2 separate regions of the Homo sapiens genome follow, and region 2 is linked to region 1. A link is a contact called in ENCODE Hi-C or POLR2A ChIA-PET data. All regions are on one chromosome and are shown on one strand. The core of a region is the stretch at or near the end of the contact, and the rest is flanking DNA. Distances in the headings are between cores, read along the strand shown.

Region 1 (6,843 bases), core at 3,304-5,803:
TCTTCAAGAACTGATAGTACCTGCAGAATTAACTCCAAGTCCATGTACTCAAGTGAAGTCTGCAGAATTAACCTCACCGCAAACATCTCCATTTGAGGAACATACAATATTGACTCATAAACAAGGGCTTCAGGCTGTGAAATCTACAGTGATAAAAACAGAGCCTCCTAAAGTTATGGAAACTGAGGATTTGAATCTAGGACACGTGTGTCAGAATAGGGACTGTCAGAAGTTAACATCAGAAGAGTTACAAGTAGGGACTGACTTCTCTAGGTTCCTACAAAGCTCTTCAACCACACTCATTTCAAGCTCTGTCAGAACAGCATCTGAATTAGGAGGACTTTGGGATTCTGGGATACAGGAAGTATCCAGAGCTTTGGATATAAAAAACCCTGGGACAGATATTTTGCAGCCTGAAGAGACCTATATAGACCCTACTATGATACAATCTTTAACTTTTCCTTTGGCCCTTCATAATCAAAGCTCCGATAAGACAGCTAACATTGTGGAAAACCCATGTCCTGAGATTCTAGGAGTGGATGTAATATCTAAAGAGACAACTAAGAGGAAGCAAATGGAGGAGCTAGAGAACTCACTTCAGAGACATCTACCACAAAGCTGGAGATCACGATCTAGGACATTCCAGGCAGAATCAGGGGTTCAGAAAGGTCTCATCAAGTCTTTCCCGGGCAGACAACACAATGTCTGGGAGAGTCATGCCTGGAGGCAGCGACTACCAAGAAAATATCTCTCCACTATGCTAATGCTGGGGAATATTTTAGGGACCACTATGGAAAGGAAGCTTTGTTCTCAAACATCTTTAGCAGAAAGAGCCACTGCAGATACCTGTCAATCTATTCAGAATTTATTTGGGATTCCAGCTGAACTGATGGAACCTTCCCAGAGCCTGCCAGAGAAGGGTCCAGTTACTATTTCTCAGCCTTCTGTGGTCAAAAACTATATTCAGAGACATACTTTTTATCATGGTCATAAGAAAAGAATGGCCTTAAGGATATGGACACGTGGCTCCACATCTTCCATAATACAGCAATACTCTGGGACTAGAGTGAGAATAAAGAAGACAAACTCAACGTTCAATGGTATATCCCAAGAAGTCATTCAACATATGCCTGTCTCATGTGCAGGGGGCCAGCTTCCTGTCCTGGTAAAGTCAGAGTCTTCCCTCAGCATATTTTACGATAGAGAAGATCTTGTTCCAATGGAAGAAAGTGAGGACTCACAGAGTGATTCCCAGACAAGGATTTCTGAGTCCCAACACTCCCTCAAGCCAAATTATCTTTCCCAGGCCAAGACTGACTTCTCAGAACAGTTCCAGTTGCTAGAAGATCTGCAGCTAAAAATAGCAGCAAAACTCTTAAGGAGTCAAATACCCCCCGATGTGCCTCCACCTCTAGCTTCAGGTCTAGTCCTAAAATACCCTATCTGCCTACAGTGTGGCCGATGTTCAGGACTTAATTGCCATCATAAATTACAGACCACTTCGGGGCCTTATCTTCTTATCTATCCACAGCTCCACCTTGTACGCACTCCTGAAGGCCATGGTGAGGTTCGGTTGCATCTTGGCTTTAGGCTGAGAATTGGGAAAAGATCCCAAATCTCAAAGTATCGTGAAAGAGATAGACCCGTCATACGGAGAAGCCCTATATCACCATCACAAAGGAAAGCTAAAATCTATACTCAAGCTTCCAAGAGTCCTACTTCCACAATAGATTTGCAGTCTGGGCCTTCCCAGTCCCCTGCTCCTGTACAAGTCTACATCAGGCGAGGACAACGCAGCAGGCCTGACTTAGTAGAAAAGACAAAAACTAGAGCACCTGGGCACTATGAATTCACTCAAGTTCACAACCTACCAGAGAGTGACTCTGAAAGCACTCAGAATGAAAAACGGGCTAAAGTGAGAACCAAAAAGACCTCTGATTCAAAATATCCAATGAAGAGAATCACCAAGCGACTTAGAAAACACAGAAAGTTCTACACAAACAGTAGAACCACAATAGAGAGTCCTTCTAGGGAATTAGCAGCCCATTTAAGAAGGAAGAGGATTGGAGCAACTCAGACAAGTACTGCCTCTTTAAAAAGACAACCTAAGAAACCTTCCCAACCCAAGTTCATGCAACTGCTTTTTCAGAGCCTAAAGCGGGCATTCCAAACAGCACACAGAGTTATAGCTTCTGTTGGGCGGAAGCCTGTGGACGGGACAAGGCCAGACAATTTGTGGGCAAGCAAAAACTATTATCCAAAACAAAATGCCAGGGACTATTGCTTACCAAGCAGTATCAAAAGAGACAAGAGGTCAGCTGACAAGCTAACGCCAGCAGGCTCAACCATTAAGCAGGAGGACATATTGTGGGGAGGAACGGTCCAGTGCAGATCAGCTCAACAGCCAAGAAGAGCTTACTCTTTCCAACCCAGACCTCTTCGACTGCCCAAGCCCACAGATTCCCAAAGTGGTATTGCTTTCCAAACTGCCTCAGTGGGGCAGCCTCTGAGAACTGTTCAAAAGGACAGTAGTAGCAGATCAAAGAAAAACTTCTATAGAAATGAAACCTCCAGCCAGGAGTCTAAGAACTTGTCCACACCAGGAACCAGAGTTCAGGCCCGAGGAAGAATCCTACCTGGTTCCCCTGTGAAGAGAACCTGGCACCGACATCTTAAAGACAAACTCACACACAAGGAGCATAACCACCCCAGCTTCTATAGGGAGAGAACCCCACGCGGTCCTTCTGAGAGAACCCGTCATAACCCCTCTTGGAGAAACCATCGCAGTCCCTCTGAGAGAAGCCAACGCAGTTCCTTGGAGAGAAGACATCACAGTCCCTCTCAGAGGAGCCACTGCAGTCCCTCTAGGAAAAACCATTCCAGTCCTTCTGAGAGAAGCTGGCGCAGTCCGTCTCAGAGAAATCACTGCAGTCCCCCCGAGAGGAGCTGTCACAGTCTCTCTGAAAGGGGCCTTCACAGTCCCTCTCAGAGGAGCCATCGCGGTCCCTCTCAGAGAAGACATCACAGTCCCTCAGAGAGAAGCCATCGCAGTCCCTCAGAGAGAAGCCATCGCAGTTCCTCTGAGAGAAGACATCGCAGTCCCTCCCAGAGGAGCCATCGCGGTCCCTCAGAGAGAAGCCATTGCAGTCCCTCTGAGAGAAGACATCGCAGTCCCTCTCAGAGGAGCCATCGTGGTCCCTCTGAGAGAAGACATCACAGTCCCTCTAAGAGAAGCCATCGCAGTCCCGCTCGGAGGAGCCATCGCAGTCCCTCAGAGAGAAGCCATCACAGTCCCTCTGAGAGAAGCCATCACAGTCCCTCTGAGAGAAGACATCACAGTCCCTCTGAGAGAAGCCATTGCAGTCCCTCTGAGAGAAGCCATTGCAGTCCCTCTGAGAGAAGACATCGCAGTCCCTCTGAGAGAAGACATCACAGTCCCTCAGAGAAAAGCCATCACAGTCCCTCTGAGAGAAGCCATCACAGTCCCTCTGAGAGAAGACGTCACAGTCCCTTGGAGAGGAGCCGTCACAGTCTCTTGGAGAGGAGCCATCGCAGTCCCTCTGAGAGGAGATCTCACAGGTCCTTTGAGAGGAGCCATCGTAGGATTTCTGAGAGAAGTCACAGTCCCTCAGAGAAGAGCCACCTCAGTCCCTTGGAAAGAAGCCGTTGCAGTCCCTCTGAGAGGAGAGGACACAGTTCCTCTGGGAAAACCTGTCACAGTCCCTCTGAGAGAAGCCATCGCAGTCCCTCCGGGATGAGGCAAGGGAGGACCTCTGAGAGGAGCCATCGCAGTTCCTGTGAGAGAACCCGTCACAGTCCCTCTGAGATGAGGCCAGGGAGGCCCTCTGGGAGGAACCATTGCAGTCCCTCTGAGAGGAGCCGACGCAGTCCCCTTAAGGAGGGACTCAAGTACAGTTTCCCTGGAGAGAGGCCCAGCCATAGTTTGTCTAGAGATTTCAAGAATCAAACAACTCTCCTCGGGACCACACATAAAAATCCCAAAGCAGGGCAAGTGTGGAGGCCTGAAGCTACTCGATGAGGCGAGGTCCGCCCCTATTATTCATTGTCCTAAGTCTTCATCGTGCTGCCCTTTCCAGGCTTCTTTCCTGCTCAGCCACTGCCTCCAATTCCTGCGCCCCCAGCGTGGAAAGGCTTCCATTTCTCTCTACCGGGGGGGAGGCGGGTGAGAATGGGTCTGTAATTTCTCTAAGATGAATAAAGGGGCAGTAAATGATCTTCCTGTGCATCTGGACTGAGACCACTGGGCGGGTGGATGGGGAAGGCAGGCTGGAGGGACACGAGGAGTTGTGCAAAGATTCGGAATGAGAGCCAGGGGTTTTGAGGCCCAGCCGAGGCTCCAAGCTCCGCCCCTTCACTCCAGACCCCACCCATAGGTTCCCGGGTCCCGCGTCGCGATCCCAGTGGGGCGGGGTCTCAGAGGAATCGGAGGGTGACTCATCACGTGACTCGCTCCGGCCGCAGCCCCCTCGGAAGCTGCTAGGCGGAAGTAGAAGTTCAGAAGAGGGCTAGGCGGAGCCGAGCCCACATCCGGGAGAGGAGAGCGGAAGTGGCGTTGGTCTGGCCGGAGCCCTTGGGTGAAATTGTTAGGCGTGGAGAGGGAGTGATGTCTTCCAGACTCGGTGCTGTACCCGCCGTGAGTTTCTTGGTTTGACCGTTATGCTTTAGAGGTAGCGCTGTCGAGCCCGGAACACGCGGTCCCTCGCTTTTGTCCCATGCTGAGTTGGTTTTATCAGAGGCCATCGTAGGCCCCACCCTTCTAGATCAGATCACCTGTCCCTTTTTCTTTACCCACGTTCTGCTGCCTGTTCCCCACCTCCTTGGATTTAATTCCTCGCCACATTACCATTAGTTTCTATTCCTTTTACATCCCCAATGTCTCTCATATCCGTTGTCTTTTCTTTTGGCCTCCCTTTTAGAGCCTGGGACAGGGCTTTGAGAATGGGGGAAGACGAAGGCTCTGGTATTGTTACCCGCCTTTGCACTGCTGGAAGATAGGACAGCATATTTTTCCTAAAAGGTGTTGCCTTCTTGTGTTTGAGGTGGTTTCCCCGGGAGAACTTCATTTCTTCTGGGCATAGGGGAATTCGTCTTTTTGTGGTCGAGGTTCAGAGGTCCCTAGCACTCACTCGTGTGCTTGTGATTTGCTAGACTTCGGGACCCACAACCTTTAAGCAGCAGAGGAGCACGAGGATCGTGGGAGCTAAGAAGTAAGTGAGGTTTTCTAAGGTCCTTTTATGATTGTGTCACCAGCGCTGACCAGTAGAACTTCTTCCTGTGATGAAAATGTTCTGTATCTGCATTGTCCAGTATCATAGCCACTAACCCGGTGTGGATTTTGAGCAGTTGAAATGTGGCTAGTGCAACTGAGGGACTGAATTTTAAATTTTATTTGCCAAGTGAGTGAGGTTTTTCTAAGGTTCTTTTGTGATTTTGTGGCCAGCGCTGTCCAGTGGAACTTCTTGTGACGAAAATGTTCTGTATCTGCACTGTCTAGTATCATAGCTACTAGCCCCGTACGCCTTTTGAGCGCTTGAAATGTGGCTAGTGCGACTGAGGGATTGAATTTTAAATTTTATTTAATTTTAACTAACGTTAAATAGCCACCTGTAGCTCGTGGCTATCGGATTGGACAGTGTAGGTCTAAGTCTAGTGTGTGGGAGAAAAACCTAGCTTGCAAAAAAAAAGTACAAATTGTAATAAAAATGGAACCAAAGACTCAGTGGTAATTCTGTATTTCTCCAGACATGAAATTCGTGCTCATAAATACACTGATGAACTTGGGATGGATGATAAAAATGGCCGTAAGAAATCCTTGTATTTTTAAACTACTTGTCTGTAAGACTGGTTTATTATTTAGTACACTGAAGGTGCTTAGTTTTTCCATGGTTAATACAAAAGAAAACATTCTTGTTAACTAGACATTAAATGGATTCATTCATTCAGGTGACATTTACTACATGTTTGCTGTGCGCCAGTTCTGTAGTAGGTTAGGAATACAGGCATGAAAAACAACTAGCAGTCTAGAAGGGGAGATAGGCAAGTAGGTCAACACAGTTCATTGTAATAAGTAAGTATTTTTAAGTAGGAATTTAATTTAGCCTTTGAGGAAGGGGAGTGATAGTTTGGAAGGGAAGGATTATCAGAGCAGGTCACTCCTAAGTAGAAACTTGAAAGTTGAGGAATCATGCAGTTAGTGAGAAGGAGAAAGGTTTTTCAGAACAGAGAACAGCATGTGAACGTGTGGAAAGAGTTAATGGGATAGTAAGTAGTTCTGTATGTCTGGGATAGAGGATGAGGGATTGCAGGGAGAGCGTTTAGAGAGGTTAGTAGGGGCTAGACCATGGAGGACCTGTTACGGCATGCTAAAGTGTTTGGATTTTATCCTGGAAGAGATAATGAGGGAATGACATAGCCAGATATTGGTCTTAGGCCACTCTGGCAGCATTATGAAGGATGGATTTGGAAGGGTACTGGGAAACTGGTTCAGAGGTTATTATGATAACCTAAGAGATGAATAAAGAACATGTAGCCTATGGTGGGAACAATATACAGGGAATACGTAGGGAACAACGTATAGGGAATGTACAGGTGGTGATGATGAGAAGTGAGTAAGAGAAGGAAGATAGGATGTCTATGGGTTTCTGGCTTTGGCCATCAGGTGAATTTTGGAGTAATTCACAGAACTACAAATTTCTGAATGAGGAGCAACATTTGGAACAAAAACAAATAGGTTTGGACCTCAGATGAAGAGCTGGTCTGAAATACAGAATTGGGAATTATCAGCTATAAAAAATAATTGGAAACATGATGTTTTCTTCCACA
Region 2 (6,318 bases), core at 3,819-6,318, 100 kb after region 1:
GTAAAGGATGTCTACTCACAGGCCACAGGAAAAGAAATACAAATAGCATCTTTTATACAAAGATGCTCAACTTCATGATCATAAGAGAAATACAAATACTACAACCTAATACCTTTTTTTTTTTTTTTTGAGATAGGGTCTCACTGTGTCACCCAGGCTGGAGTGCAGTGGCACAGTGACAGCTCACTGCAGCCTTGACCTCCTGGGATCAAGTGATCCTCCTGCCTCAGCCTCCCAAGTAGCTGGGACCACACGCATGCTCCACCATACCTGGCTAATTTTTAATTTTTTGTAGAGATGGGGTCTTGCCATGTTGCCCAAGCTGGTCTTGAACTCCTGGCCTCAAGGTATCTGCCCACCTCAGCCTCCCAAAGTGCTGGGATTACAGGTGTGAGCCACCACACCTGGTCTTAATAGCATTTTTATATATGAATTTGATGAAGATTAATTATGATTTTATACTGTGCTGATGAGGCTGACAAAAAGGCACTTTCTTATATTGTCATTGAAGGACAAATTAGTACATTCTCTACAAGACAAATTGGCAGTCTCTATCCTGATTACAAATGCACATGCCCTTTGATCTATTTCATTTCTAGGAATTTGTCCCTCACATACTTAGGAAATGATGTACAGCATTGTTTGTATTAATAGTAGTAAAAAATTAGAAATCCCCTAAATGTTTATCAAAGGGGATGGATTAAATAAATTGCGGCCAGGTGCTGCGGCTTACGCCTGTAATCCCAGCACTTTGGGAGGCTGAGCTGGGCGGATCACGAGGTCAGGAGATCGAGACCATCCTGGCTAACATGGTGAAACCCTGTCTCTACTAAAAATACAAAAAATTAGCCGGTTGTGGTGGTGGGTGCCTGTAGTCCCAGCTACTTGGGAGCCTGAGGCAGGAGAATGGCGTGAACCAGGAAGGTGGAGCTGGCAGTGAGCCGAGATTGCGCCACTGCACTCTAGCCTGGGCGACAGAGCGAGACTCCATCTCAAAAAAATAAATAAATTATGGTGTAGATATACAATAGAACACCATATAGCTGTTGAAAAAAAAGGCAACTATATATAAGATACAGAAACACTATCAAGATAAGTAACAAAAGCAAGGTGCAGAACGGTGTGTATAACAGGCGCTGTCTGTAAAAAATGATGGTGGGGGAAGAATACATAGATAAGTAGGCCATGGTTATGTTTATAATATCTGTTTAGGTCGGGTTCCCTAAAAACAGACTGAATCGGAGATTCATCTGCAAGTGATTTATTAAGAGAGTGCTCTCAGGAGAAATCTATATGGGAGTGAGGGAAGCAGGAGAGGGCAGGAGAAGAAGCTGGGCTAAGATATGGTTTCAGGAGAGCCTGAATGGCACCACAGATGCCATGGAGGCATGGGGCTTGGGTTTCGATACCCTGTCCCCCCAACCCTTCATTGGTCATAGGCTGCCGGTGACTGGGGGGTGGGAGGGGCTCACAGCAATTCTGGGAAGGGTGCAGGTGTGAGCCTTTAGCAGCCGATGTCTGCAGTAGCTGTTTGGCCTGATAAAGGGAATCTGGGAGGGACAGCATCTGCTACTGTATCTCTGGAAAGATTCGTTAAAAATTAATAATATTGATTGCCAATGGGGAAGGCAACTGGGTGGCTGGGGGACAGCAATGGGAGGGAGACTTTTCACAGTATATGTGCTTTATACTTGAGTTTTGAACATGTGAATATACTTTCTATTCTATTCAGATATACTGAATTTGAAAAGAAAATCCTGTACCAAATAGCCATACCACTTTAGGTCCAAATTTACTGTAATGTAGTTGCAGTTCTAGTTCTAAATAACAAATAACTGGAAAAAGTAAGAATCATATAATAATTTTGTTACAGTAAAACTATTTGTTAATAAAAGTGGCTGGGGACGGTGGCTCACACCTGTAGTCCCAGAACTTTAGGAGAGTGAGTGAGGTGGGAGGATGGCTTGAGTTCAGGAGTTTGAGACCAGCCTGGGCAACATAGTGAGACCCTGTCTCTACAAAAGATAAAAACTTAGCTGGGTATGGTGGTGCTTGTCTGTAATCCCTGCTACTTGGGAGGCTGAGGTATCACTTGAACCTGGGAGAGTGAGGTTGCAAGACCCTGTCTCAAACAAACAAACAAACAAAAACAAAACAAAAACAAATCTCTGCTTTGGAAAACAACAACAACAACAACAACAACAACAACAACATTTGGGGCAAGAAGAATTAAAAAAAAAAAAAAACGAAAACGAAATATGTCTCAGCTTCCTCCAGAGCCTCCTCTCCTGCTATCAGTCTGTGTGCTTGCCTGGTTTTTCCTCCCTTTCCTATTTTGGATACTGGTCTAGATGTGTATCTTCTTCCTCCTCTTTTCACTTATGGGTTGAACTTCCAAACTTTCTGCCTCCTACCCTAACCCCTGCAAGCAATCTTGATTGTGATTCCATCTTCTGCTTTTTCATCTCCTTTGAGCCAGTCTTAGCTTATCCTCTAGGCCAGCCTGGCTTTTTAATGTAGCTGAAAACATCTGTGTTGCTGTTGCTTCTGTCTTTCTATGCCAGAGCCTTCCTGAGGCCTGTGGGGAAGGGTGTGAAGGATAATGATTTGACAAAATGTCCTTCATGGCCAGGCAGGCAGCATTCTTCTGGTGGCCTTAGCAAGGGAATGGGTTTTATCTCTGGTAGGGAGAAAGGGGCTTGAGGCTGGACTTAAGAGTGCTACTAAGGGGATAAGACTTAGGTAAAAGAAGGCAGTAGTAGCAAGTGGGGCTTCAGGGAGGGCCAGGTAGCTAACATCTGGTATGGGTCACTGTGAGTCGAATGCCATTACTGTCCTTATATTCCAGTTTTCAGGGCTGTCCCATGGTCAATATGAAGAAAACAGAGGGCTTTCTTTTCAGTCTAGTATGCTTATTCTGGGGTTTCCTCTGTCTCCTCATGCCATATTCTCATTGTCACCTCTGCCTGCTCTGAGTATCTTGTCAACTGAATTGCTATCCCTTTTGTTTTTGCTCTGTTCTCCCCCTGCCTTTCTAATTTCTACTATCTCTTCTTTATACCCTTCCTCAGCTTTGTCCTAATGGGCTTAGCTTTTCTAACTATCTCCAGCCGTTGAGAATGTTGACAGGCTCAGCAGTTGCAGTCTCTCACTATATCTTTGTCATTACTACACTGGGTATCCTGCATACTGTACCCCCATCCCCATGCACACTTTTTTTTTTAAGTGCTCAGAGCTATTGCGCTTAAGTGGGAGCTCCAGATAAGTAAGACACTCTTCAGAGGTTGGTGGGAAGTAGGGCTTTACACCATGGATCAATCTCCTGCTGCTTATATGTTCTCCTTTGCCAGTGACCTTTGTACTGTAGTCATTTCATGGGTGTGAAGTCATGTAGCATGTGGCAAATTACTTGACTAAGGGAGCAGCCTCATCATAGCTCTGTGTCTGTGACAGTCAGCATTGTTCTTGTCCATTCAAAATCTGTTGGTCTGAATACCTCTTTCTTATTGTTATATGCTTAGATATTCATTTTGTGGTAATTTTTATTTTGCCAGAGGTTTCTTTGTCAGTATCATGGTATTTTTAGATAAAACCTTGGGACTCCCTGGAATAGATGTGTATAATTATTCTTTCTTCCTAGGACTGAAACTCAGACTACAGGTGCAGAAAACAAAGCTAAAAAGCTTACATTGCCTCTATTTGGTGCCATGAAAGGAGGAAGCAAATTCAAATTAAAAACTGGAACAGTAGGGGTAAGTTGTGAGTCAGGGTGTTAAACTTTTAGCCCTTGAGTTATCCCTGAGCTAATTTTTCTCTTTTCTTTTTTGAAACTACAAATGACTCATTCCATAGTAATGTGAGAAAGGGCTGTGGGCTTGGTATGATCACATCTTTCCCAGAACTTGGTTCTTGGATTCTTTTTTTTTTTTTTTTTTGGAGACAGAGTCTCACTCTGTCACCAGGCTGGAGTGCAGTGGCGTGATCTCGGCTGACTGCAACTTCCGCCTCCCGGGTTCAAGCAATTCTCCTGCCTCAGCCTCTCGAGTAGCTGGGACTACAGGCGTGCTCCACCATGCCCAGCTAATTTTTGTATTTTTAGTAGGATGGGACTTCACCATGTTGGCCAGGATGGTCTCCATCTCTTGACCTCGTGATCCACCTGCCTTGGCCTCCCAAAATGCTGGGTTTATAGGCATGAGCCATTGTGCCTGGCCAGTTTGTGGATTCTTTTTCTCAGCTTAGGGTTATCAAGAATTGATGAATTAATTTATGCCAATCAATTTGCAAGTAAATGGTTTGTAAATTAGAATCATAGTTTATTAATTTCTCATGAATGTTGCATTTAAGAATGGGTCTCCTGCATTAAATGCTTTTCCCCAGGTGGATAGATGTAGTGTTCAGACTCACCAACATTTAAGAACATAGTGTGTGCACTTGCCTCTGCCATATGATTTTTCTTCATTTAATCCTTCCAACACCTTTTGCTGTGTGGGAATTATTGCCTCTTACAAATGAGGAAATAGAGTCAGAGAAGTTAAATACCAGATCACACCAGCGTTATGTAACTAAGCTGGTAATCAGATCCAGGTCTGTCTCTTGAGCTTTATGATTTCCCTGCTACCCTACAATATATGTCTGTCTGTATGTTTTTGCTTTATCTATATTCCTATTCATAGATTCAGCTTTTAAAAGGTTTTCATTACCCCTAAGAGCTGAACCTTGAGTATTAGTTTGCTAGGGCCACCATAACAAAATACTAGGGATTGGGCAGCTTAAACAACAGAAATTTATTTGTTCACAGTTGCCAGCAGGGTTGGTTTCCTCTAAGGCCTCTCTGCTTACCAATGGCTGCCCTCTTGCTGGCTCTTCAGATGGCCATCCCTCTGTGCACTTGCACTCCTGGTGTCTCTTCTTCTTCTTCTAAGGACATGAGTCATACTGAGTTAGGGCCCCACCCTAATAGTGTCATTTTAATTCAGTTTAATTTAATTTACAGTCATATTCTGAGGTACTGGGGCTTGGGACTTCAAACATGAATTTGGGCAGCAGGGGGCACAATTCGTCCAAAACACCCTGAATTAGGGTATACTGCCCTCTGGTGGCAGAAATCTGAAGTCCTAGCTATGTATTCTTTTTGTTTGTTTCATTGAGAGACAGTCTCACACTGTCACCCAGGCTGCAGTGCAGTGGCCATCTCGGCTCACTGCAACCTCCTCCTCCCGGGTTCAAGCGATTCTCCTGCCTCAGCTTCCCGAGTAGCTGGGATTACAGGCACCCACCACCACGCCCAACTAATTTTTTGTATTTTTTTTTAGTAGAGACAGTTTTTCACCATGGCCAGACTGGTCTCGAACTCCTGACCTCATGATTCACCTGCCTCGGCCTCACTATGTATTCTGAATGAGTAATGGTTTACCTAACAAGTAGGCTTTTCAATCTGTTGCGGTGGGGACTTAGGTTTTAAATAGAAAACTTTTTACTAAACAGCCCTCCTTAGAGAATTTTAGAACTAAGTCCTATATTTAAAAGATAATATAGGCCGGGCGCGGTGGCTCATACCTGTTATCCCAGCACTTTGGGAGGCCGAGGTGGGTGGATTGCTTGAGCTCACTAGTCGAGACCAGCCTGGGCAACATGGTGAAACCCCGTCTCTACTAAAAATACAAAAATTAGCTGAGCACGGTGGCCTGCGCACCTATAACCCCAGCTACTCAGGAGGCTGAGGCAGGAGAATCGCTTGAACCGGGGAGGCAGAGGTTTCAGTGAGCTGAGATCGCACCACTGCACTCCAGCTTGGGCCACAGAGCAAGACTCTGTCTCAAAAAAAAAAAAAAAAAGATATAACCAAGATATGCTTTGGTTCCTTCCCTCTATTCCATAACTGTGATCAACCTTTTCTAATAAATACTTTTATTGAATGGCTTTGATTAGAATATTTAGCTTTATTCTTTGAGAAATGTCTTCCTCCTTTTCTTCAGGATCTGTTTGATGGATTTACATGCCTTGTTTCCTTGAAATTACGCTAAGTCTAAAATGAAAAAGCAGCACAAATGACTTATTTCTGATTGTCTGATTTATTCCTTAGAAGATTTTGTAATCAATTGAAATCCTTTAATATCATGAGTTATAACAGTCCAGAATTCCTGTAGCTGGCACTCATCTGAAATAACTATTTTAGTTCCTTACAAGCTATTTTCAAGTGTTTTGTATTTAGTAATCTTTGACTCTAGGAACTAATAAAGACACTTGTTTAGGGTCTATAGAGGGGTAAAATTTCATGTCAAAGTCCCACCTCCAGCAGACTTCTGTGGAGTTCAT

Evidence for each region. A loop is a pair of places that touch in the nucleus more often than their neighbours do. ChIA-PET counts read pairs that join two places held with the same protein, here RNA polymerase II (POLR2A). Pooled maps may share reads with other maps.
Region 2: a pooled map shows a loop between it and region 1 (8-fold over the local background). The contact joins the enhancer-like site here to the promoter of ZNF512 in region 1. A Hi-C loop is called at or near these places in 11 of 50 pooled maps. POLR2A ChIA-PET finds 5 or more read pairs at or near these places in 5 of 52 experiments (HEK293, HepG2, T-cell and 2 more).

What each region holds. Positions count from the first base shown.
Region 1 is chr2:27,578,489-27,585,331 of GRCh38, forward strand. ZNF512 (zinc finger protein 512) reads left to right here and starts at 4,554. Exons shown (of 14, transcript NM_032434.4): 1 at 4,554-4,654; 2 at 5,170-5,228. The coding sequence starts at 4,625. It overlaps SPATA31H1 (SPATA31 subfamily H member 1), which reads left to right. Exons shown (of 5, transcript NM_032266.5): 5 at 1-4,234. The coding sequence ends at 4,039. RefSeq lists an enhancer at 4,352-4,801.
Region 2 is chr2:27,678,608-27,684,925 of GRCh38, forward strand. SLC4A1AP (solute carrier family 4 member 1 adaptor protein) reads left to right here. Exons shown (of 14, transcript NM_018158.3): 9 at 3,641-3,752. Among named protein-coding and RNA genes, the nearest start is that of SLC4A1AP, 18 kb to the left of the region's middle. RefSeq lists an enhancer at 3,058-4,257. Within about 2 kb of position 5,069, at least 9 of the 41 ENCODE cell types and tissues checked have a DNase peak (open chromatin) inside an H3K27ac peak, as active enhancers do.